Regions from separate parts of the Homo sapiens genome. Here region 2 is linked to region 1. Evidence: chromatin loops called from intact Hi-C (ENCODE). Cell type or tissue: PC-3. All regions are shown on one strand. Each heading gives the region's core, and the rest is flanking DNA. Links, peaks and the distances in the headings are about the cores only.

Evidence for each region. A loop is a pair of places that touch in the nucleus more often than their neighbours do. Peaks named below come from ENCODE experiments on the same cell type or tissue, not always from the same donor. Only the 100,000 strongest peaks of a DNase experiment are listed, where the experiment ranks them.
Region 2: a loop joins it to region 1, with 2.9 times the contacts of the local background. A loop is called at or near these places in 10 of 110 quality-filtered maps.

Annotation. Positions count from the first base shown.
Region 1 is chr4:184,397,069-184,405,504 of GRCh38, reverse strand. IRF2 (interferon regulatory factor 2) reads left to right here. Exons shown (of 9, transcript NM_002199.4): 7 at 6,426-6,590. Among named protein-coding and RNA genes, the nearest start is that of LINC02362, 19 kb to the right of the region's middle. In PC-3, for the core only: no CTCF peak of the experiment used is centred there; a DNase peak (open chromatin) is centred at 4,864; H3K27ac peaks cover 1,658 bases.
Region 2 is chr4:184,334,796-184,343,231 of GRCh38, reverse strand. LINC02363 (long intergenic non-protein coding RNA 2363) reads left to right here. Exons shown (of 3, transcript NR_040108.1): 3 at 1,179-2,201. Among named protein-coding and RNA genes, the nearest start is that of LINC02363, 15 kb to the left of the region's middle. In PC-3, for the core only: no CTCF peak of the experiment used is centred there; a DNase peak (open chromatin) is centred at 3,361.

The DNA.
Region 1 (8,436 bases), core at 2,329-7,328:
CTTTGAACTTGAATTACTCTGAACGAGTTAAGCTCCCTGTGGCTGCTCATAGAGACAGTGAGGTTGGTGGTGGGTCTCCTTATGGTGGAGCAGCTGCAAAGGCTTTGTCCACAGGGCACAGTGAGGGGTGGACACGTGGCAGTTCCAGCAGGAGGTATAGCTCCAGCCCAACACGTCTCATCCACACTTCCGCTCCCAGATCATTGACCCTTGAGACACTGGTTACCTCTACTGAGTTTTGTTTTGTTTTGTTTTGTTTTTGAGACCGAGTTTCACTCTGTTGCCCAGGCTGGAGTGCAGTGGCACAATCTCGGCTCACTGCAACCTCCGCCTCCTGGGTTCAAGCGATTCTCCTGCCTCAGCCTCCCAAGTAGCTGGGATTACAGGGATGCGCCACCATGCCTGGGTAATTTTTTTTGTATTTAGTAGAGATGGAGTTTCACCATGTTGGTCAGGCTGGTCTTGAACTGCTGACCTCAAATGATCCACCTACCTCGGTCTCCCAAAGTGCTGGGATTACAGGTGTGAGCCACCGCGCCTGGCCTCTACTGAGTTTTTACTGGGATACATCCTGTGCTTCCCTTCGTGTAGTAGCCTGAGATGCTGTTTTCTCACGGGGTGCAAGGTGCACGCTGCCCTGTCCCACTCTTGCCTCCTCCTGCACTCTGTCACCCTGGTGAGGTGTATGCAGCCTGTAGTCAGGGACAGCCTGGCCCAGGCACCTACAGATCCCTGTCTCGGAGTCACCGGCCCCGCGGTGATCTTCTCTCCCACCATGGCTCTCGAGTGCCTAAACCAAATCATGGCTGTATTTTATACCGAAAGAGCACGAGATTAGAAGTCAAAAGGCGTGGGTTCTAGACCTGCTTCTGAAGTTTTTTATTTACCATGTGATTTTGGGCAAACTCCTTAATCTTTTGAAATTCAATTTCTATATAGATTGGAAACAATATATAATTATTTATAAAATGGAAATATTTAAAATTATATAGAAAATGGAAATAATCGTACTGATCCTGCCCATCTCGCAGAGTTATTGTGAGGATGAAGTGAAATGTACAGATAAATCACTCTGGGGCTAGAAGGGGGTAAAATGATATGATTATCATATTACCAAAATCATATTAAAATATATTTGATTAAGAAAAGTAGCCTCCATCTGTGCCATGTCATCAAGGCTGGTGTGAAGTTTAACTCCTGAAACTTTCAGAGGGGTCAGGGGAAATTTCCCTGCATGATGCTCTGCTGATGGCCTGATTTTTTATGCCTGCTAGTAAGTTTCATTCTTGACTCTGCAGCTACCTGGGTGACCTTAGCAATTTACCTGAGCTCTGGGTTTCAGCTTTTTTCAACTGTAAAATGGTAGGACCAAACCACCTCCAAGGACCCCTCTGTTTCTAATAATCTGCTTTTAAGCACTTTCTCTGAGGCATGGGAGCAAGTTGCTTTCTCAGGTGGAGACCTACATTAAGTCAACAATTGCTAATAAAGTGAGAATGACCTTTTAAAGAAGCAAACCGGTTCATCAGTAACCAGCCATAAATAATATTGTTATAATTCTCAGCAACTAGATTCAGATAAAATTGCATTCCTGTGGGTGACTCTTTTCAGATGTGCTGACTTTAATAAACTGGAGAAACTTAGTGGATTTCTAGTTCTTCTGTTTGAGAATTTCCCTGGCACACAATAGATAACTGTTGAAAAGAAATGTCACTATTAGTTCTGAGCCTGGAGACTCACTAAGGTGAGATTCAAAAGTTTTTATCCTGAGAGGGGCTAAGAAAGCCCTCAGTAACTCAGTTTGGACTTCATTAACTCTCTCTGTTAGGGAGAGCATATTATAAAGAGTTGAAATTTGGAGTTGGGTAAGGCTAACATTGAATCCCGGTTCTGCTGCTGATTGTCTGTCTGACCTTGAATTAGTCATGTAGTTCTGTCTTGTATGGTTGTTTCAGCATGTCTAGAATGGGGATCACTATTGTGCCTTCCTCATGGGTTGTGAGGTCTTGGGAGGTGGTAGGGAGAGGCAAAGATCAGTGCTCAGAAAGACAGGTTTTGTCATTATTCAGTCAGGACACTCTTTGGTACCCAGAGGAGTGCCACTTCTGACTGTTTACTGTAGCAGGTAAGTTTGTTATTCCTGTCTTTTCACCTGTCAGGAGTCAGTGTTGCTGTCTGTTTTGCCGCTTGGTGGTCCAGGGAAATCAGTTCACATGTCGAGAGAGAGAGAGAGAAACAGATAGAGACTGGTTAGTGAGAGTGTTGATGCTCATCTGAGAGCATTTCGATATTGGGATTTCCCTGCTTCTCTCATGGGCTTTCACTCGAGAGCTGGAAAGTTTCTAAAGTACCCACGATGTCTGGATGGAGAGAAGCCATTGTCCCTTACCAGGGCATAAAGCAACACACTCCTATGGGGGAATTTGGCCTGAGAGATAACGTAATTATATTAACTTGGTATCCAGATCATAGCCCAGAAAACAGACTGACTTTTCTCTCCTGGTCAGCCGCATTCAGGATACACCTAAAATCTGCATGGACGTGCTTATCTACTTTTTTCCCCAAGTCATGTATATTAAGTGAAATACGGTAAAATTCACCCCTTTTAAGGCACACGGTCCTATAAATGTTGACAGACGCACTCAGTGATGTAACTACCACCATAGTCAAGACAGAACATTTTCATCACCCCAACACGTTTCCTCCCTGGCCCCAGCCCTCGCACCCACAGCCGGCTGTCTTTATCACTTCCCAAAGGTTTCAAGAGTCCACTTGTCAGAAGTCTTGACATTTTTCTAGAAAACATTAATTGTCACGTCCCGTATTTGCAGATTGTCACAATCCCCTGCAGGACTCCACTCTGGCTCCAGTCAGTGAGCCTCGGCCCCATCACATGTCCATTTATTCAGGGGAGAGTCCCTGAGCGCCTCTCCGGTGGGAGTTGTGAGCATGTGTCATGACTGGACACAAAAAGTTCATACTTTGGTTGAGGAGAGATGCCATTGACCAACTCAAAGCTCCATACGGGTATATAGCGTTAACCAGCAACTTGAGGTCAGAAGTGTCACAAGGTCGCGGCCCATCGTAGTTTCGGCCGAGTGACGGGGACAGTGAGTGAGAGGCACCCAGGGGAGAGAGGCCAGTCTGTGCTGGCGGGTCAGGAAGGGGCTCCAGAAGTCAGGGGCATGGTGAATGCTGCCTGTTGCTCAACCCCCACTCCTGTGCCACTACCTCATTGAAGCCTTTGATTCCTCAAACTGGAAAAAACACCCCACTTCTCTAGCTTCCATTGTATGGCCCCCTTCTTTTTCTTTTCTTTCTTTTCAGTGCTCACGGCCTTAAACTGACTCTCTAGATGGTTAGTCGCTGGCCTATAGCCATGTATATGAACTTCTTACAAACCGGATCCTTGACTGCATCGATCTTCCGCTGCTCCTTCTAGCCCTGGGAGGCTGGGAGGTGCAAGCAGGTGTTCCATAAATCTCTGTTAGTTGAATAACCGACTAGGACGTCATGGGGAGAAGCAGTGAGAGAAAGAATTCCTGGTTGGAACAAAGGGATCTGACTAGGGGGATACTTGAGCTGCTGCCATTGTTTGTAGTCCCAGCTGGCTTGCCCTCTTTCTGTTAGGAGCAACGTGCAAAGGAGAGATGAGTTTTGAAATATTGGAAGTTAAAATGGCTTTGACTTAAGTCACATTTATCTAAGACCTTCACTGCCTTAGTATGCAAGGTATCGCTGCGCCCTCCCTCCTCAAACTCTCACACCCCATTTGGTTTCTACCTCCACCCACCAGCTGCTTCTTAGGACTTAGGATAGGGCAGGCCATTATCTTGTTTTCCTGCCATTTTATTTTACTTGGCTGGAAGAGGCAGAGGAAACTAGAGAGAGGTTGGTGTAGGTCAGCGTCAGTCTGTGTCTAGTGACCTGCATAATTGATGTCCTCACCCTCACGTAGGATAATCCAAAGGATGAAATAAATGGGCTTGGGAGTCTGCCTGCCATATATAGCCTGCCTGCCTTTTCTTTAATTTTATCCCCACCAGGAAAACCTAAACAGGATCCGGTTTCCCTTCCATTCTGTATGCTGTGGCTTTTGGACTCTTGTATCACAGCCCCAAATCCCCTTTCTGAGCCTCTTTTGTGCCTTTCCTTTCTTTATTAAAGAACCTATGAATTGCCACTGCCCTCTAAAACCTTCCCTGCGTAGAAATCAGATAATGTGCTTGTCACTCCACAGACAGCAATTAAAACAGGAACCTGTTTATAAACAAAAATACTTCAGAAAATAAAATACTTGGAGTGATTAAAACGAGCCTCTCCATGACGCCTGGCGTCTCAAGGAGACTGGAATGCGTTCTAACCTGAATACTTTGCCGATTGGTGAGAAAATGACTGCAACATAGAGCACCACATATACTCCAAGCTGTGCGAGTCTGGACAAGTCACTCTCCCTCTCTGTGCCTGAGTTTCTTCATCTATAACAGGATAACGATGCTTTCTCTGTCATCCTTATGGGTTAAAATGTTAAAATAACAGATACAGGTATGAGTAAAACGTTGATGATGGTGGCAAAGTGCTTTGAGGACCTTGGGAATTATTTCTTCACCTTTATTTATTGAAGCTAATTTTCAGGGACATTTCATCCAACTAACAGTGGTATGAGGTCAGTTTCATTCAAAATGAGGGCAGGACCTTAGGGACCTTCAAATTAAAATGGCCATGAAACATCATGACTTACCTATGAGAATGGCCAAAATAAATAAACAGTGATGACACGAAATGCTGCCGAGGCTGTGGAGAAATTTGATCACTCAGACACTGCTGGTGGGAATGTAAAATGGCACGGTCACTCCGGGAAGCAGTTTGGCAATTTTCTTGTAAAATTAAACATGAAATTACCATATGACTCAGCAATTGCATTCTTGGGCATTTATCCCAGAGAAATGGAAACTTATATTCATACAAAACCTGAACACAAACATCCATAGCAGCATTATTTGTAATAGTCAAAGGCTTGTAGCAACTCAGACATCCTTCAGAGGGGAGAATAAACACACTGGTACACCTATACCGTGGAATACTACTCGGCAATTGAAAAGGAACCGATGACTGATACACACAACAACTTGGGTGACTCTGCGGTGAATTATGCTGAGTAAAAAAAAAGCCAGCCCCAAAAGTCTACTGTATGAGTCCATTAATATAACATCCTTGAAATGAACAAATTAATGAAATGGGGAACAGATTAATAGTTGCCCAGGGGTCATGGACAAAGAGATGGATGGGGAGGTACTGAAGGAAGGTGGCTATGGTTACAAAGAGTAACGTGAGAGAGATTGGTCGTGATGGAACTGTTTGGTGTTTTGACAGTGGTGGTAGGTACATGAACCTTTATGTGTGATAAAATTGCACTTAGTCCTGGTGCAGGTACACACTCACACAAAAGAGTGCAAGTAAAACTGAGGAAATCGGAACAAGATGGGTGGATTGTTATTTATGTCAATACTCTGGTTGCGATATTGTATTCTAGCTTTGTAGCCTATAACCATTGGAAGAAGTTGAGTAAAAGGCACACAGGATCTCTCTGTATTATTTCTTACAACTGTATGTGAGTTTACAATGATCTCAAAATAAACAATATAAGAAAAATATTTGAGGCAGTTTTCAGAGCCAGGGTGGTCAGAATCCATCTTATCAGTGTTCCGGGGAGCTGATGCTACTAATGTTTGCCAGAATTGGAGATCTGACTCTATTCCATTGTGCTGATATTTCAGCCAGTTGGACATGTTGCCTGTAGAGCAGGAAGAGAGCTGGGAGCGTAAGCAGAGCGCCACCCAGCTAGATGGGGACCTTGGGCATTTATCCCAGAGAAATGGAAACTTATGTTCATACAAAACCTGAACACAAACATTCACACAGCTAGATGTGACACAATTGGGTAGATTTTCATGGCCCTTCCTCTTTAGTAAGGTTTGATAATGTCTCCCTGGATTGTAGAACCCAGAAAATAAGCACAGCGCCTTCTTTTGGAGCAAGAGCAGGGAGCAGAAATCGGTCAGGTTCAAAGTACTGTCATGTCTGGCCCTGGGGCTGGGGCTGGATGCCGCCTCTGGTCCTGTGGCCTCGGCTGTGACGGGGTTGACTGTGGAATTCTGCTGAGCTGGAAAGGACATGGCCACCGTGCGTGCCATTGGCAGGCATGCTGGAGATAGACCTGGGGAGCCAAGTGCTGGCCGGCTGCTCCCTGGGAGACATCACACCAGAGCTACAGAGCTCAGGCGTGTTCTTCAGCCCCATGGCAGGGGACAGATGGTGATGGGAGCCTGGCGACCTGGCTCTTTTGGGGAAGACTCTTTCTTGAGAAAGTGTGCTAGAATTGTGAGGTCAGCAGACTTTGCATGATGGCTGTCTTTTCTTTGAAGTTGTAGGACAGTCCCATCTGGACAGCAACATTGAGAATCAAGAGATTGTCACCAATCCGCCAGACATTTGCCAAGTTGTAGAGGTGACCACTGAGAGCGACGAGCAGCCGGTCAGCATGAGCGAGCTCTACCCTCTGCAGATCTCCCCCGTGTCTTCCTATGCAGGTAAGCGTCAGCGGGAGGCTCCGGGAGGCGTGGGAACCGGCCGCGCAGTCCTTTGGTCTAGGGTCACCCATCTCACCACCCCACGGAGCATCCCTCCTCTGTCCTAGGAGTTATTCTCCCTGGAGTTTTTCATACTTTAATTATCTTGATCAACATCTTCTTGGACACTTTTGTTCTCAGGTAGAGGACAGGATCACAGCATTTCTTTACTCAGTTGGCCATGACATTTTTTATTTATTTATTTATTTTTTTTTTTTTTGAGACAGAGTCTCGCTCTGTCTCCCAGGCTGGAGTGCAGTGGGATGATCTCGGCTCACTGTAACCTCCGCCTCCCAGGTTCAAGAGATTCTTCTGCCTCAGCCTCCTGAGTAGCTGGGATTACAGGCGCACACCACCATGCCAGCTAATTTTTGTATTTTTAGTAGAGACGGGGATTCACCATGTTGGCCAGGCTGGTCTCGAGCTCCTGACGTCAGGTGATCCGCCCACCTTGGCCTCCCAAAGTGCTGGAATTACAGGTGTGACCCACAGTGCCTGGCCTCCCATAACATTTTTATATATGGTTACAGATAAGATTTCTTTAGGGCAGTAGTTCATCAGAGTCTAATTTATTAGCCCAAGTTATTAGAAATTTGGCAGAGTGTTTTAATGGATTCTCAGTTTGAGCAGGCTGGATAGGACCTTAGAGATGATCTCTTCCTGTTCCTTCATTTCTGAAAGGGAAGGGGCTTGCGCAGGGTCGTACAGTCAGCAAGTGTTTGGGCCAGGACTTGACCTCAGCCTTCAGACCCCAAGCTCATTGCTAGATCCATTCCATCCACCAAGCGTACTTGTCCTTTCCACATATTTTCTCTTTCTTTTTATATCTAGTACAGGTTCTAATTAGGCCAGATGACTGAGCCATTTCCAATTCTCCAGGGACTTGGCTACATAATGACAGGAGTTGGCCCAGGCAGAGTCACAGGGGGAGGAACAGATCCAGTTGGTTCTTCCATTCTTCCAGAGTAAAAGGATGGCTCCTCTCGTTCGCCAACATTACTTCATCTTCTCCTCTCTTCCTGATGATCTCCATTGAATTTTGTGGAAATCAATTGTAATTAGGAAATATAAATTCTGAGTCAGTGTTACTGCTTGCAGATATTAAAAATAAAAAGCAGAGTCCCCATCCTGGGAAACTGCAGTTCAGCTCTAGCAAATAGTTCAGGGATTCTTCCCTGTGCTCTTTACACGCTGCCAAATGGGATGTCCTCCAGTAGGTGCCACCCCCAACACTGGCTCCGACCAGCGTTGGAATTAGAGTTGACTCAAAGGACTGTTGTTTGTGAATTATCAGCCACTAAGTCTAATCTCATTTTCCCTGAATGCCAACTTTCTTTTTTTTTTCACTTTTAAAAATTGTGGTAAAATACATTAACATAAAATTTACCATTTTAGCCATTTTTAGGTACACAGTTTAGTAGCATTCAGTGCATTAATGTTGTCGCAGCCATCACCAGCATCCACCTCCAGAACGTTTTTCATCTTGCGAAACTGAAACTCTGTCTGCATTAAACACTAAGTCCTCTTTTCCCTCCTCCACCCCAGCCCCTGGCAACCTCCTGCCTATTTTCTATCTCAGTGAATTTGGCTATTCTAGGTACCTCCTATGAGTGGAATCATAGTGCTTGTTGTTTTGTGACTGGCTTATTTCACTTAGCATAGGTCCTAGTGTGCATTTATGCTAGGAGCGTAAGTGGAATGTGAGAATAGACCTTGGCCACAGGAAGATTATAATCTGTCAAACAGGATAAGCTTGTCTTCGGTGCTTTATTCAGCAAATGCGTTTTGGACTCTTACACGTGCCAGT
Region 2 (8,436 bases), core at 1,192-6,191, 61 kb after region 1:
CCCTGCAGCCTCCACCAAAGAGGTCACCATGACAAGTATTCTTGAGCAAGAGACTTTCTTTTGAGAGATCTCTGTTCATAACCATAATGACATTAATAGTAGGTACCCGTTCAATAAGTGTCTTTTATATATTGGGCATTTCAAATACATTATTTCATTTAATTATCAGTTATAATAATTATCTATCTATCTATCTATCTATCTATCTATCTATCTATCTATCTATAGACAGGGTCTTGCTGTGTCACCCAGGCTGGAGTGCAGTGGCAAGATCTCAGCTCACTGCAGCCTTGACTCCCCAGGCCCAAGTGATCCTCCTACCTCAGCCTCCTGAGTAGCTGGGACTACAGGCATGTGCCACCACCATGCCCAGCTAATTTTTGTATTTTTTTGTAGAGATGGGGTTTCGCCATATTGCCCAGGCTGGTCTTGAACTCCTAGGCAGAATCGATCCACCTGTCTCAGCCTCCCAAAGTGTTGGGATTTCAGGCATGAGTCACTGCACCCAGCTTACTTGGCTTTTATTAGCAATTCATAAACTGGGCAGCACCTAGTTGATAAAATAGACAAGAGCTCCACTGGGAATGGCAGAACAGTAAGATTCTGTAAGGTAGTTTGAGCAGGAACAAGGAAACAGCATAGTACAAAAAGCATATTGGTTAATATCCGCTTACTTGGTTACTTCTGGTTATCTTGGTTACTTCAGGTTGCTTTCATTGTGTGGATTAAAACAGAGGGAACTTGCTTTATCATGCCACTCAGGTTGACTGGACTCCTTTTTTTTTTTTTCTTTTTGGCAACCTGGCCTGTTTTGGGATTTTACTGCTTTTTAAAGTTTTAGTTTGATTACGTGGCACTTAACATGAGTGACTCCATTTGGGTTGGCCTGTTGGGGCCCAGTGCAGGAATTCAGTCCAAAACAATGGTCTCTCCCAAGTTTTATTTAACAGTGGCTACGCACCCCTCTCTTTTTAGCATGCATACCTTTTGCCATGTGACTAAGCCATCCTTCCTACCCGGTGTCACAGTCTATTTCTTCACTCCCCAGAATTTAAGATGGTCTTGTGAATTACTCTGGCTTACAAAATGAGCCAGAAGAGGTATGTGAGTTCCAGAGGCCAGACTCAAGGGGTCTGGCAAATTCTGCCTTCACCCACTTGGAACATTGTCCTTTAAAGGCCCTGAAAGCAGCAGATCTCACCTGCATTGGAGGATGAGACGCCACATGAAGAAGAAAGAAGACGCCACAGACAGCAGCGCAGTACCACCTTCCAGAGATGTGAGTGTGACCGTCTTTGACCTTCTAGCCCAGCTGCTTTCCCTGAATGCAATGCATGAGCAGGCCAGGCAAAACTAGAGAGGGAAGCTGCCCAGCTAACCCACAGAATTATGAGAGATAAAAAATCATTGTCTTAAGCCACTAAGTCTGTTATGCAGCAATATATAGCATTCATTCAACTTTTGTCTCATGAATACTCTCATTTCTTTTATAAGTTCTTTTGTGGTTCAAATTAGCTCAAATCAGTTTCTGATGCTTATGACCAAATGCCCCTATGTGATAGATTTTGAGGGGTTAAGAAGCTTGCTCGGATCACACAGCGGTAAGTAGCAGCACTTCATCTTTAACCCACCTCTGGCCCACTCCCTTTCCATAGGTCCTTGTTGCCTCCCTCCCTAATCCCTTCCAGTCTAGTTTCCTCACTCATTTTAGCATCTTGAAGATGCCTGACCTTTTGTAACAGGCACTTAGAAGAGGCAATAATCAAGCTGTGAGCTGGAATACTGGGTTTCTCATCCAATAACCAGGTTGGCAGGTTGGTAACCATACAAGGGACTTTTCAAACTGGAGAATTAGTGTGCTGAGCACAAAGTGGTGAGTATTTTGAGAGTTACTGAAATATAATTGACATAACAATAAAAATACAATATTTAAGTGCATGTATTTCAAGTGTACGATTTGACAAGTTTGGTTATATTATATACACCTACGAAACCATCACCACAATTAAGAAAATGAGCATAGCTATCACACACAAAAGTTTCCTTGTGCCCCTTGGTAATTCCTCCCTCTCTCCTGCCCACATCTCTCCTTTTCCCAGGCAATCCCTGATCTGATTTCTGCCGCTATCAATTCGTTTGCATTTCCTAGAATTTTAAATAACTGAAAACATACATTAAGAACTCTTTTTCTCTGGCCGAGTATGGTGGCTCACGCCTGTAATCCCAGCACTTTGGGTGGCCAAGGCGGGCAGATCACCTGAGGTCAGGAGTTCGAGACCACCCTGGCCAACGTGGTGAAACCCTGTCTCTACTAAACATACAAAAATTAGCCAGGCATGGTAATGGGCATCTGTAATCCCAGCTACTCGCGAGGCTGAGGCAGGAGAATTGCTTGAACCTGGGAGACAGAGGTTGCAGTGGGCTGAGATCACGCCACTGCACTCCAGCATGGACAACAGAGCGAGACTCCGTCCCCAAAAAAGAAAAAAAAAAAGAACTTTTTTTTCTCCAGCTTCTCCCACTTAGCATAATTATGTTGAGATTCAGCCATGTTTTCCTGTGGATCAATAATTTATTTCTTTATATTGCCAAGTGGTATTCCATCGTATGTATATACCATAGTTTGTTTATCCATTCAACCACTGAAAGACATTAGGGTTGTTTTCTGTTTTGGGTTAATAAAACAAAGCTTCTGTGAACATTTATCTACAAGTCTTTGTGTGGATATAAGTTTCCATTTCTCTTAGGTAAATATCTAGGGTCATAAAATAAGTATATACCTAAATTTTGAAGAAACTACCAAACTATTTTACAAAATGGTTGTATTATTTTACCTTTTTGCCAGCCATATATGAGAGTGTCAATTCCTTCACATTCTTGTCAAAACTTGATGTGTTCAGTCTTTTTAATTTTGACCATTCTAAAAGCATGTAATGGGGCCGGGCACAGTGGCTCACACCTGTAATCCCAGCACTTTGGGAGGCCGAGGCGGGCAGATCACGAGGTCAGGAGATCGAGACCATCCTGGCTAACATGGTGAATAATACTAAAAATACAAAAAATTAGCCGGGCATGGTGGTGGATGCCTGTAGTCCCAGGTACTCAGGCGGCTGAGGCAGGAGAATGGCCTGAACCCAGGAGGCAGAGCTTGCAGTGAGCTGAGATTGCGACACTGCACTCCAGCCTAGGTGACAGAGCGAGACTCTATCTAAAAAAACAAAACAAAAATGAAAAAAAAAAACACACAAAAACATGTAATGGTATCCCATTGTGGTTTTAACTCACATTACTGTCAGAGGCATTGGAACCAGAGTGACTCCATCTTGAGCAGAGGCTAGATAAAATAAAGCTGAGACCTTCTGGGCTGCATTCCCAGGAGGTTAGGCATTCTTAGTCACAAGATGAGATAGGAAGTTGGCACAAGTTACAGGTCACAAAGACCTTGCTGATAAAACTGGATGCAGTAAAGAAGCTGGCCAAAACCCACCAAAACTAAGATAGTGATGAAAGTGACCTCTGGTTGTCCTTACTGCTCATTATATGCTAATTATAATGCATTAGCATGCTAAAAGACACTCCCACCAGTGCCATAACAGTTTACCAGTGCCATGGCAACATCAGGAAGTTACCCTATATGGCCTGAAAAGGGGAGGAACCCTCAGTTCCAGGAATTGCCCACCTCTTTCCTAGAAAACTCATGAATAAGTCACCCCTTGTTTAGCATAAAATCAAGAAGTAACAATAAGTATAAGCAGCTGAGCGGCCCATGCTGCTGCTCTGTCTATGGAGCAGCCATTCCTTTATTCCTTCACTTTCTTTGTTTTTTGTTTTTTGTTTTGTTTTTTTGTTTGTTTTGAGACAGAGTCTCACTGTGACACCTAGTTTGGACTGCAATGGCGCGATCTTGGCTCACTGAAACCTCCGCTTCCCAGGTTCAAACGATTCTCCTGCCTCAGCCTTCCGAGTAGCTGGGACTACAGGTGTGCACCACCATGCCTGGCTAATTTTTGTAGTTTTAGTAGAAATGAGGTTTCGCCATATTGGCCAGGCTGTTCTTGAACTCCTGACCTTAAGTGATCTGCCTGCTTTGGCCTCCCAATGTGCTGGGATTACAGGCTTCAACCACTGAGCCTGGCCTACTCCTTTGCTATCTTAATAAACTTGGTTTCAGCTTACTTTATGGACTCGCCCTAAATTCTTTCTTGTGCAAGGTCCAAGAACCTTCTCTTGGGGTCTGCATCAGGACCCCTTTCTGCCCTTTCTGGTAACAGTACCATAATAACAAATATTATCGAGCATATTTTCATGTAATTATTTGCAACTTGTATATCTTCTTTGGTAGAGTGTCTGTTAGAATATTTTGTCTATCTAAAAATTGGGTTTGTTTTCTTATTATTGAATTTTGAGAGTGTGTTATATGTTCTGGACACAAGCCCTTTATCAGAGATATGGTTTGCAAATATTTTCTTCTAGTCTGTGACTTTTCTCTCTTAACAATGTCTTTTGAAGAGCAGGTGTTTTAAATTTTGATGAAGTCAGATGTATCAATTTATGATTTTAATAAATCATGCTTTTAGCATAGTATTTAAGATACTTAACCCAAGGTCACAAGAGTTTTCTTTTAGAAGTTTTAGTTTTAGGTTTTGCATTTAGGTATATGATCCATTTTGAGTTAGTTTATATACATTGTGCAAGGTAAGGACTGAGGTTTTTAATTTTTGCATATAGATTACCACTTGTGCCAACCTCACTGTTGTGATGATATGATAGAAATCACTGTCTTTTCTCCACTGACTTGCTTTTGCATCTTTGTAAAAAGTTGGTCATGCCAATGAAACTGACCCAATTTTCCCATAGAACTGATGGGAAAAACTGTTTACAGTTTTGTTGTTGTTTTTTGTTTTTGTTTTTGTTTTTAATGAACATTGAAGTGGACTCTCCAGGTTTTAAAGCTTGAGAAACTTACATTTGTCTTATCTGAGTTTATTTCTCAGGAAACCAGCTGTCAGGCCTCCCAGATAGTATCAGAAAGCTGAAGATTTCCAGATCGCTGCATCCTAACAGCAAGGTGCCAGAACCCTGATTCAACTACCTACTGCCTGTTGAGCAACTCCTACATAAACTCCTAACTTTATTGGTTACAGAGACAGATTTTAGACTTGTCTCCCATATCCTGGCTGGCATCACCAGCAATAAAGCCTTTCTTCCTGGCAGTACTTGTTGTCTCAGTGATTGGCTTTCTGTGTGGTGAGCAATCAGACCTAAGCTGAATCCCTGGCATTCACCAACACATAAATGTGCAGTTCTGTTTCTGGACTCTCTCTTCTGCTTCATTGATCTGTTTTTCTAACTTTATGCCAAAATTGCACTAGTTTGATTACTGTTCCTTTATAATAAGCTTTGAAATAATGTCATATTAGGCCTCCAACTTTGTTCTTCTTTTTGAAAACTGTTTTGGCTATTTTAGGTCCTTGCATTTCCATAAAAGTATTAGAATCAGCTTATCAATTTCTCCAAAAAAAAAAAAAAAAGCCTACTGAGATTTTGATTGGGATTGCACTGGATTTATAGACCATTTTGGGGAGAACTGACATCTTAACAATATTGAGTCTTCCTCCCATGAACAAAGTATATTTCTTTATTTGTTTAGGTCTTCTTTAATTTTTCTCAACGATGTTGTATGGTTTTCAGTATATAGATCTTTCAGAGTTTTGTCAGATTAATTCTTAAGTATTTAATATTTTTGACCTAATTGTAAAAGGTATTATTTCTTTCCGTTTCAATTGCCAATGGGTTATTGCTAATATATAGAAATGCAATTGATTTTGCCTATAACTTTGCTAATAGTTCTAGTAGCTTTTTCATGTGAATTCCATTGGCTAGTCTACATAGCTCACTGACGCTCTGTTCATTAAAAGAATTTTTTCCCTCTGAGTTTCCTTTTAGGTAGCGTCTTTTGCTATGATTTCAATTTCACTTTTTTCCCCTTCTTCAATAGCTAATCTGCTACTAATCCTATAGTGTTTTTTTCATCTCAATATTGAACTTTCCATCTGTAGATGATTTGAGTCTTTTCTAAATCTTCCATGTCTCTATTTGACCTTTTAAACATATAGAATACAGCTATAGTAACTGTTTTAATGTCCTTTTCTGTTTATTCTACTGTCTGTGTCAGTTCTGGTTTGATTTCAGTTTATTGATTATTCTCTTCATTATGGCTAGTGTTTACCTCCTTCTTTTCATGATGAGTAATTTTTTATTTGATGCCAGCCACTATAATTTTATCTTGTTGGGTCTTGGGTTCTTTGCAATCTTATAAGTGTTCTTCAGCTTTGTTCTGCAATACAGTTAAGATACTTGGCAACACTTGAATACTTAAAGTCTTGCTTTTAAGATTTTTTAGGTGGTACTACAGCAGTGCTCAGTTTAGGCATAATTATTCCCCACTACTAAGTTAAGACCCTTCTGTGTACTCTATTTATTGCTTCATGAATCATGGTCTTAAATGTGGCTGGTAAGAATAGGTACTATTTCTAGCTGTGTCCGAGTATCAGACATTGTTTCTTCTAATCCACTCAGGTGGTTCTTTTGGCCTTGGGTAATTTTCTGTCATGCATGCACAAATCAATACTCAGAAGAATACTTAAGGAGGTCCCTCTGCAAAACCCTAGAACTCTGTGTGCACAAATCTCTCCTCTCTGGGAACCTGCTTGTGAGTTCTCACTGCTGTGGTTTTTCCAACCTTCAACTCTGTCTCCCCAACTCAGGGAGGCCTTGGGGCTCCACCAGGGTTCCCTCTCCCTATATCTTAGCCTCAAAACTCTTTCACAGTAGTAAATTTTGGCCACTGTATGGATGACATTATTTATGTCTCATCTCTTAAGTATCAAAGTATCATTATCCTTAATTGCCTGGTGTCCAGTACCTTAAAATTGCTATTTAATATATTTTGCTTTTTTTTTTTTTTCAGGGAGGAGGGTAAATCCAATCCATCTTGAATGAGCATATGTATTAGTTTTTATGCTCCTGATAAAGACATAGCTGAGGCTGAGCAATTTACAAAAGAAAGAGGTTTAATAGACTTATAGTTCCTTATGGCTGGGGAGGCCTCACAATCATGGCGGAAGGCAAGAAGGAGCAGGTCACATCTTACGTGGATGGCAGTAGGCAAAGAGTTTGTGCAGAGAAACTCACATTTTAAAACCATCAGATCTCCTGAGACCCACGAGAACAGCACAAGAAACAGCACGGGAAAGACGTGCCCCCATGATTCAACCATCTCCCACTGGGTCCCTCCAACAACATGTGGGAATTATGGGAGCTACAAGATGAGATTTCGGTGGGGACACAGAGCCAAACCATATCAGGGTAGAATGGTATTAAAGAAAAAGATTTTCTTACACTTATTAAGGCAGTAAGAAAGATTTATTCAAGATTATTGCAATAGGTATCAAGACTGTGCAATAGGAGACAGGAAATGGTTGAGCTCAACTCTGAATACAGCAAAAACCACTGGAGGTTTTTAGCCAGTGAGCAGAATGGGAGGAGAAGAGTCAGTGGATGGAAAATTACTAAGAGGAGAAATCAAAGGTGGGAGGATTTTCCCTAAACTGACTTAGCAGGACTCTTGTTACAATTGGACTAGGCAGGCTGAAGACAGGATGCAAGGACAAAGCTTGTTGAAAAGAGGCCTCAGAGGAGCTCATCTAAAATTTGGTCAAGGGGAGGGTCTTTCTTGGTCCCTCCTCTTGTTCAAGGGAAAAAGAGACATTCTTCTTTCCTTTGAACAATATAAGTCAATTTCTCATTTGGTGGCCTTTTTTTCATTAAGGACAAGCTGAGCCCCCTGCTGAAACTTGGTAGCAGGGCAGCCAGTTGAGAAGATTTCTAGATGTCAAGGCATCTTTAGATGATGGGGTGAGGACTGCAGTGGCCATCCCAGATCATGGATTTTCTGGTTTGCAGTTTGAATGTCCTTGGTGATGGCATAGACATCAGTGTCACAGTCATGGTTATTTTTCCGAGCAGAGTGTAGAAGTGTCCAACTTCATCTTGAAGGGCTTCTTTAGACAGTCACAATAAAGATCTGGGAAGTTAGGTTTTAGTTCTCAGTGATGCCAAATCAGGACAGTGGGAGAAAAATTAAAAACCTCAGTTTGGAGAGTGGTAGCCAGATAGTAAAGGGAACTAGAAGAACTGAGAATTTGGTAAGGACTGACAAGCTGTGCATGATGACAGGATCCCGTTCAATTTACAAGTAGATAACAAAACCTGAAAGACAAGTACAGGACCAGAATAATAACCCATAAGAAGGTGCTATAGTTTTTATAAAATATCTTTCTACAGTCATCCCCCTTTTTTGATCCAAATTAACCAAAGTAAGATTATTCTTGTTTACAAAATAAGTCTTGTCTCATTATATTTGACTTACTTATT